2 separate regions of the Mus musculus genome follow, and region 2 is linked to region 1. A link is a contact called in ENCODE Hi-C data. All regions are on one chromosome and are shown on one strand. The core of a region is the stretch at or near the end of the contact, and the rest is flanking DNA. Distances in the headings are between cores, read along the strand shown.

Region 1 (5,045 bases), core at 632-3,131:
GCTGGGAGCTCTCGGTCTCTTGGCAACAGCAAGGCACCCAAAGGGGGGGGTAGGAATCAGGAAGCTGTTGCCAGGAGAGGACCGTACACTTTCTGTATGCAGAGGAGGGCCAAGAGTTGGGAGGGATGGTGGGCACGGAGAAGTGTTTGTGGAAGGACCAGTGTAGTCCTGTAGACGGAGGCCTAAAGGGAAGAGAATTCCTGGGAAGCTCAAAACCTATATTAGTTCTCTGTAACTGGAGATTGGTGCTCCAGAAAGGGTGGAACTGAAGGCAGAGACAACCTGGGGATTCATTCCTTGGCCAGCAGGAAGCCATTAAAGTGTTTTTGGTAAATGCTAATTGTATCTATTTGCTGGATTTAGTTTAAGGATTCATGTTTATAATGTGCATTTAAAGCCTTAAAAGAAAAAAGAAAAAAGTGTTTATATCTCCTCTCCCAGATGACAAGTGTGAACACCATCCTTAACAGCTCAGCCGACTCCAGGATCTTTCAGCTCTGAAAGGCCTCCAGACCTTCCCTCCGAAGAAGTCTAAATCATCCACTAAAAGGCTATCTGTCTTAAATAGCCCGTGCTCACTTGCCTGTAAACGACTTCAGTGGAATCATACCTTCAAATATGCTTTCACCCATAAGTTCTGTAAAACAACCAAACCATCACTGGATTGTCAACTTTCTATAATGTCCCAGGCTACCCCGTAACAAGGAGCAAGGGTGTACCTAACATCCGCTAATAATTTGCCAACCACACAACAAACCATGCAGCTTGTTATCCACAGACTTACCATGCAGCAAAGCACACCTGTAAGAAACACCAGGCGAAGTATGGAAAAACCCACTGTTGAAAGGAAAACAAACACACAAAAAAACTGAACCCCTGTAGTATGCCATTGTATTCAAAGCTTTGCCAGAAAGAAAAGAACACACACACACAGACACACACACACACACAGAGACACACACACACACAGACACACACACACACACAGAGACACACAGACACACACACACACACACACACACACACACACACACACACACACACACGAGTATTATCTCACCTTCCCCTTTTCTTAGCCTTATGGCTGGATGATTAAGATTGCCTCTTTCTAGAAGATTTAGGAATGCCTATTCATCTAACAAATTTGACTTAGCTTCTGTTTTGATCTGAGCATTGTGGTAGGCACCCTAAAGAAAGGAATTAATAAGTGCCATTGCCTGCCTTTGAATTGCTCACCATGACAAAAGGAGGCGCAGACAGCAGTAACCAACCTGTCCAAACACACAAGGCACTACTGGAAACTATGAAATATATGTTGTCTCCAGGGTCAGGATCATAATTTTAAAATAAATAAATAAATAAACAAACAGGACTTCCCAGCTGCAAATCCTCATAAACAATCCCTTTCCCCCAGGACAACAGTCAATCTTTGGTAAGAAAAACAGGAAGCATCCAATTCAGGCTCCCGGTGGAAGGATGCAGGCTGAATATTCATTAGGGTGGGGGGTGGATGGGAGCAGGAGAAGGGAAATGGCAGGCAGCCAGGGACGCTCACTGCATCCCATCTCTCAAACTACCGAGATGTGGGTTTTTTTTTTCCCCTACAGCCTCCTTGGAAGAAGGACAGTGAAACTGTCCTGTTGTGATATGAAATATGACCACAATAACTAGGTTAGATAATAAACTATTCTTTATTTGCTAATAATTGTCAGCTCACAGGGTCTGTACACGTATTAACACTGAAACATTAAAAAAAAAAAAAAAAGAAAAGAAAAAAGAAAGAAACGTTTGCTTTCCACGCCGTCGTCGCCTAAGGGGAATAAAAAGAATTCGGAGGCTGCATAAAACTGTAATTATGATGCAACACAGCCAGGAGAGCTAACAAAGAATCTGCTTTCCCTTTGTGTTGTTAACTGAGTTAGTTCTTCCAACTTTCTGCTGCTGACAATGGTAACACTGGGCTTCGCTGAATGCTGGGTGGACAGGTAAGCCTGGGGGCAGGTGGCCCGAGGGGGAATGCACACAGCTGTGCTATAAGGCTGACTCTAGAAGGAGGATGGTCATCATTTTCCCTTCATTTCTCTGAAAAGGAAAGGAAGACATGTTTATGAGCAGTATAATTAACAGCTGGGTACCTTGTTGAATTAAGACATTATCACTGGATGAAGTTTTTTTAAAGGGGCAGCTAAAAAACTCCAAAGGCGAGTGACATGCTATTTCTCCTTTGGTGAAATTAGCCAATTAAAGTCAGATTTAGATGTGTGTGTGTGTATATATATATATATACACAAACACAGGTTTATTGCAAAGCTGCTGTCAGGTGTGTTCACTGGCCCCAATGACTGAGGCCATAAAAGTCACCATGGAAAGGGAAAGAGAGCAGAGGGGGAAGAGAAAACTCAGAGAAAGAGAAGGAGAGAAAGGAGAGACCAAAATGTCTGGATTACATAGGGAAGAGCCTCTGACAGAAGGGCAGCCCAGTCACTGGGCTGAAAAGTTCCGGGTTGGGAGCAGGGCATGCCATGTAGGGACTGAGGGATGCTGGGAGAACATGGACACCAGGTCTGCTTTGGTATGTAAAATATGTCCTAGGGTATGAAATCAAACAGTGACCCAGTGGGGAAGAAAAACGGACTTTACGATAAGAACTGAAAAATACTTGCTGGCAATGTTGAAGTAGAAGTTAAATGTATTTGGCTGAATTTCATAAAGGAAATCAATGTTCCCATTAGCTAAATCTAAGGTCATCTGAGTTCGTTTTCTAGTCCTTGACAATGTATAAGCTCCAACACCCCCATTCTTTCAGAGTGAGTCACAGCTGCCTCACCTTCCTTCCACCCCGCCTCTAGCCAGCATCCTTCCAACTCCCAGATGTGCACACAACCCTTTGTGTTCAGGTTTTTCCTCCCACATCTTCCTGGGGGAATAGGAGAGGGTGTGGCAGTGCTGGTCTGATTCCCTTACAGTTCCACTCTGGGGTCAGTCCCTCCTCTAGCTTTTAATGGGTGGCCATTCACACCGTGCTGGTTCCAGTGAGGTGGAGAAAGTTCCATGAGGCAATGCCACTACATCTGATATCACCTCCTCCCCAAATGATACTCAAGTGAAACTTCCCTCTCTCCCCACCCCCACAATATGTAGACAAAACCAATGTCTTCCTTCTCCATCCAGACTCATAAGTAGAACCTGGATATGAAGGAGACCCGAGAAAGCCATCAGCTGGAAGCAAACAGTAGTGTGGTATTGAAAAATACAGAGAGGTGTGAAATGTTGTAAATAGTTTGGGCAATGAGAAATAAACCCTGGAACCACACACATGCTAGGCAAGGACTCCATCCACTCAGGAATTTTGATTTGGTTGATTTGGTTGATGAATGCAAGGATCAAGGGCTTAGTATCTACACTTTTTTGAGGTTCCCTAACTCCCTTTCCTCATATCCTTCTGTCTTAGCCCTTCATATTTGCTTTCTCAAAAAGGGTACCATCTCCAGAAAGGAAAGATGAAGGTTACAGAGCTCTATAACAGAGCCCCAATGGGTTCTGTCTTCAAATAATAAAATATGTGCAACATGGAGGGGACTTCTCCACAGTCTTTCTGGTACTTTGAATGAGAATAGCACCCCCCCCCCAATATAAGCTCATGTATTTGTACTGTTATCACCAGTGGTATTATTTGAGAATTAGAAGGTGTGGTTCTCTCTCTCTCTCTCTCTCTCTCTCTCTCTCTCTCTCTCTCTCTCTGCCTATGGATCAGGATGTAGCACTCAGCCTACTACTCCAGCATCATGTGTGCTGCCATGATGATAACAGGACTACACCTCTGAAACTGTAAGCTAGTCCCTAATTGAATGATTCCTTTTCTAAGAGTTGCCTTCGTCATGGTGTCTCTTCACAGCAATAGGGCAGTAACTATGACAGTCCTCTTCCCAAAGCGAGAAATCCCACTCTTCTGAGCCACCCACCACCCAGCCCTTTCTCCACTTGAATGTGAGCATAGCAGTGGGCACACTCAGGTGTCACACTGACTTAGAATTCTGAGCTGCCTCTTCCTACGTGACGGCCCGATTTGTCAATGCCACTTTGTGATGCTCTTCTTACATGCTTCCGGTAGAATCTTGGCACGAAGTGTATCTTGTCATCACTTAGATGAGATCCAGAGCTACCAAGACATCTTCCCTAAGCCTGAATCCTTCAACACAGCAAAGCCAGATCTCCGGTGGCATGTCTGTCCTTCGTACCCTGCATCTTGTTTGTGGAGTCTTGGAAGCTTACCTTTGGCATTACAGTCTAGACATTTACATAAGAACTTATGAACACAGTGTTTTTCAAAGCATACTTTGGCATTTCATGTCATGAAAATAAAAGACGTAGGTTAGTATCCTCACCATTCTCTTGTCAGTAGGTTTTAATAAGGTTAATTTCAACATGGGATGGATGGATGGATGGAGGGGACTGGGTGGGGAGGGAAACAGGAAGGATTACGTGTAGGGAGGAGAGAGAGAGGAGGAATGGGGGGAGGGTGTTGGAGGAATCCCTGGGATGAGCTAGAAACCTAAGACAATGGAAACTCCCAGAAATCTACAAGAGTGACCCTAGCTAAGACTCCTAGCAGTGGGGGATATGGAGCCTGAAACAGCCACCTCCTGTAATACAGGAAAGACTTCCAATGGAGGATCTGGGACACTAACCCAGCCACAAAAATCTTCTACCCACAATTTGTACTGGTTATAAGGTATCCAAGAGTAAAGATAAAGCAGAAATTGAAAACATGGCCAACCATAGATTGGCCCAGCTTGAGAGCCATCCCATGAGAGTCCACTCACGACACCATTAATGATATTCTTCTATACTTGCAGTCAGGAAGCTTTACCCAGCAGCTAATGGAAACAGATGCAGAGACCCACAGCCAAACACTGGGTGGAACTTGAGGAATCCTATGGAAGAGTGGAAGGAAAGATGGAGGAAGCCAGAGGGGTCAATTACACTAAAGAAAACTGACAGAGTCAACTAAGAAGGGCCCATAGGAGCCCACAGATAATGAACCT
Region 2 (4,601 bases), core at 1,431-3,930, 37 kb before region 1:
CGCGCACACACGCACACACACACACACACACACACACACACACACACACACACACACACAGAGAGGGGGGGGGCTTCTCTAAGGGGCACGATCACCTAGTCACAGGTAGAACACAAATGCTATTACTCTAACCTTTGACCTCACAACTACTATTTATTGAGTGCTTATGCACACACACGCACATGCACACGCACACACACACACACACACACACACACACACACACACACACACACACACATACTGTCTTAAGGCACTTTCTCCACGCTTCTGTTTACTGATGCTGGATTTTGCTCTTGTCTGGTGTGGAAAACCTGGCTTTAGATTACTAAGACTTGAGTGTCACCTGTCACCACCTTGTTGTAGAGGCCCCTTTTAACACTCAGCTTCACATTCCATATTTTGTGGAGTTTTCTCCACTCGCTTACTCTTTGGTTTCCTAGAGCCCATCTCTTCCTCTGAGGACATTGGACTCTTAGCTGAGCAACTCCTGACCTTTGCCAACAGTGGGTAGAAGAGGGCAGGACATGTCCGTGTGTACCTGTATTCACAAGCACTCGGGGCACAGTAGCTTTCAACTTGGACTAAGCAACGGGAACCATGTGCCATTAACTTGTGCTTCCTGCTACACTGGCTGTGAGGTACTCAGCATAATCAAAGCTCTGGATTCCATATATATATATATATATATATATATATATATATATATATATATATATATATATATATATGGAGAGACAGAAAAACAGAGAGACAGAGATAGAAGAGACAGATTCAGACAGATGACAGATAGATAGATAGATAGATAGATAGATAGATAGATAGATAGATAGATAGATAGATAGATAGATAGATGAAAGATATGATTAGACAGACAGACAGAGATGAGTTAGTATCATTTGTCAAGGGTGGTGGTACACGCCTCATCATAGCACTTGGGGAGCTGAAGGTGAAGGATCTGAGTTTAAGATCAGCCTGGCAATATGTAATAATATCAAAGGGGGTGGGGAGGAAAAAGAAAGAAAGGCAAGAAAGAGGCAAGCAAAGAAAAAACACTCTATGTCCCAGGACACCAGCAGTCACAACAGTCATCGGACATCAGAGCCAGATGGGAGGGCAGAGCAGAGCAAAGAATCCATGCTGAGACAGAGCGATGCAACCAGGAGACGAGGGCACAAAGGCAATCACTGCCGGAATTCAAAGGGGAGGGAAAACTCATGTCTGGAGTTCAAGTCCTGACTAATTCAGTCTTCTATGGTTGGGCAGTGCCACGAGAAACCTCAGACCCAGAGCAAAGGCTGATGGGAGTCGGAACAAGGCTCTACCTTGGCAAACCACCACCGCTTCTCTTAGCTGCAATAAAAGAAAGAGGAGGTAAGATAACTTCATGTGTTCCATGTACTCTTGCTTAAGGACTTTAGCACCATTTTGTTCCTGACATAAATTTTGCTACCTTGTCACAGTGTGTCCTCATGGATTCCTGGAGGCCCCTGATAATGACTTGCAAACACTGTCAATGGAACACTAACCCAGACAGCCACTGGTCCTGTGACTTCACTCCCTTATTGGGGGATTCACACACACACACACACACACACACACACACACACACACACACACACACACACACACACACACACCATACAGCCTGGCCCTCCCTCGAACAGGGAACTTCCCTGGAAGTGTTCTCTACCAGTCTGAACTATTAGCACAAAGGCTGCATATTCAAGGGGTCTAGGAGGTGAATTCTTGACCTGACCCTGTTGCCTGGGTACAAGCTGACTCTTTCCCACAGTCTCTGGCCCAGACCTTCCTATCACAGCCAGGAATGTATGCTGCAACTGACTGTAGCCTGGATCCGGACACAGACTCGGTTCGATGATTAATGAGAAAAAAAGCTTAGTCAGAATTACACTCAAGGATGCTGGTGGTGCTGTTTCCTGTGGGCACTCATTTCTCCAGGGCATCTCATTCCTTGGGAGCTGTACAGCTATCCCTGTGAGATTATGCATCTGTGACGCCAATCACCTTTGTGACAGATAATGGGAGACACAGACTTGCCTGTGTTCCCATCAGCGACCGTGTCTGACTGCTGCTACATTCATCTCCAGGAATTTCCTAAAATGGTGATGCTTGCTTCTGTTTATCTCGTTGGATAATGTTAAAAGCAACAGGAAAAAAAAGAAAGAAAACATTACATGTTCTGTCTTATGTCACAAGTCTGTGAGAGAGATGGACATTGGGGGCTCTAATTAGGTCAGCATGCTCAACCCCATTCTTGGATAAGATTGGACTCAGCTCAAAATTTTGTTTAACATCCATTTCTAACAACTGCATATAATGCTCACTTAGTGGTTTTGACACAGTCTTTCACTATAATCTGTAGCCCAGGCTGCCTCTGACTCAATCCTGTACTGGGATTATAGGCATGCACTGGCTAAAATTAAGCTTTGATACCAAATATGAATCTCTTGGCTTGCTTTTTTTTTTAAGGGGAAATGAGATTTCTAGAGATTTCCTGAGGAAGCTGAAAGCGTCCTAGCTTCAGCTCATAGCAAACAAACACAACTGTGCCTGGGATCCTCGGAGGAAGACTGTGAGGCCAGAGCATCCTGAGATCAAGGAGAACGCCCAGTTAACGGATTCTATTGTTTACCAGTGTTTATCAGCTTTCAGGACCACAGGTGAGAAGCCAAGCTCAGCCCGCTCTCATCTTTTGGAACAAAACAGATCCACCCATAATCGTGTTGATCAAATGGCCTGTGAACTACTGTACTGGTTCCCCTCTGGGCTGTGGTCTGATAACATCCACCAGAAGAGTGTAGTCACCACATGGCCTTTCTTTTGTGCACTGGCACACACACACACACACACACACACACACACACACACACACACACACACACACACACACATTTGCTAGAGTGAGGATAATTTGGAGTTAAACTGTAATTGATTTATCTGTTTCATTCTCCCTCGTGTTTGAAGTCAAACAATAACAAAAATCTCCAGAAATCTCAAACAAATACATTATAGCTTCATGATCCTAAGGGCTTGATGCAAAGCCTCTGGCGTGTGTACCATACTCTGGGAGAAAAGGACCAAGAACATAGAAATCACATGCTTTTAACCCTTGCACTCAGGAAGCAGAGGCACATGGATCCCTGTGAGTTCCAGGGCAACCTGGTCTACATACAGAGTGAGTTCCAGAGCAGCCAGGCAGAAACCCTGTCTCCAAAAACCAAAAGCAAACATCAAACAAACAAACAAACAAGCAAACCAAAAGACAAACAAACAAAACCAACTGTGACTGATTGAAATAGAATCTGGTAGTAGTAGTAGTATGAAATGGAGAACATCTGAGTTAATTAGAATAATGTTACTTATAAAGATACTCAATGACTTGGAGAAGGAGGTATCACGTCATGTAGAAACACAGAATGAGTCTCGGTTGTCTTCAGACACTGGTAGATCCGGGCATGGAATCCAGGCTTCCAGGCACATAACTGAGTTTGCTTCATGGAGAACAAAGAACGAGGCTTTGCTTATTTGTCTGGACTTGCAGCCTTGTAAACCACACTTGGGTTACTGAATTGCAATCTCTGAGCCTCATCCACTCAGTTAAAGAAAGAAAGAAAGAATAATAATAATTGACACTGACCCCGAGTTATTGTGTGTAGACTAAGTAAGAGGATGCATGTTCTGAATGCAAAGCAGATAAGGAATGTTCAGTACTGGATTCTCAATGAGGGCAGGAAAATTTCAACATCTTGCACATCACATGCAATGTGATTCTGTCATCACACCTCACCTAAACTAGAGGACAGCAGGTCTGTATTCCAGAGATGCTCTTTAAAGCCCCACAATACTGAAGTCAAAGAACCAAGGAGCTCCTGAAAGATTTTGATCCTATTAAAATGACAAGCCATTGGATTTGTCTGTAGCAAACTAGACAAGAGTTAAGCCGTGGTTGACAACAGTCAACCTAAGCTATTCCTCGATTCTAGGACACTGTTGTCAAATGCTTTAATTTTGCGCAGATACATTTGCATGAGCCAACCGTGCCTTTCGTCTAATTTGCCCTTAGTCACAGTCTACCCTACCTTTGCTCTGCCCTTCCTAGCCTTAGGAATCGAGGGTGTGTTTGTGTCTAGTTAGTGTTAAGATAAAATTAAATACTCTGTGCTCACATTTTACTTCTCAATTCTGTTCTAAGGTTTGTAAGTTCGTTCAAATGAAAGTTCACTCTAAGAATTCATGGATTGTCAGTGTCTCTCAGGGTGCGTTCTAATACCAAGCTGGTTCAGATACAAAGCCTGAATTGAGGATGCCACAGACCATGGCTGCTTTTGGTTTTCCAAGGAAAACCCACATTGAGGGACCAACCATTGCTTCTCTCAGACACAGAAGTAATATTTAGGGTGAAACAAAACTTCCAGAAGGAAACGGACAGTTCCTGGAATGGATATCAGTTGCAACATCAGTGTAGTGACCTTGTGACCTTATGACCCCATTCGGACCTTGACCCAACACAGGCCACACACAACCCCATACTGAGTCCCTTTAATCTGTACTCTGCTCCCACCAAGCCCCTGGTACTG

The links. Hi-C counts contacts between places; a loop is a spot of excess contacts on that map.
Region 2: a map of heart shows a loop between it and region 1 (9-fold over the local background). The contact joins the enhancer-like site here to the promoter of 5430403N17Rik in region 1. A Hi-C loop is called at or near these places in 6 of 37 maps with a recorded cell type or tissue (gastrocnemius and heart).

What each region holds. Positions count from the first base shown.
Region 1 is chr8:35,879,793-35,884,837 of GRCm38, reverse strand. It overlaps 5430403N17Rik (RIKEN cDNA 5430403N17 gene), which reads left to right and starts at 1,881. Exons shown (of 3, transcript NR_046181.1): 1 at 1,881-1,985.
Region 2 is chr8:35,917,695-35,922,295 of GRCm38, reverse strand. No RefSeq gene overlaps it. Among named protein-coding and RNA genes, the nearest start is that of 5430403N17Rik, 37 kb to the right of the region's middle. Within about 2 kb of position 2,680, at least 1 of the 3 ENCODE cell types and tissues checked has a DNase peak (open chromatin) inside an H3K27ac peak, as active enhancers do; it is heart, where a contact is called at or near this core.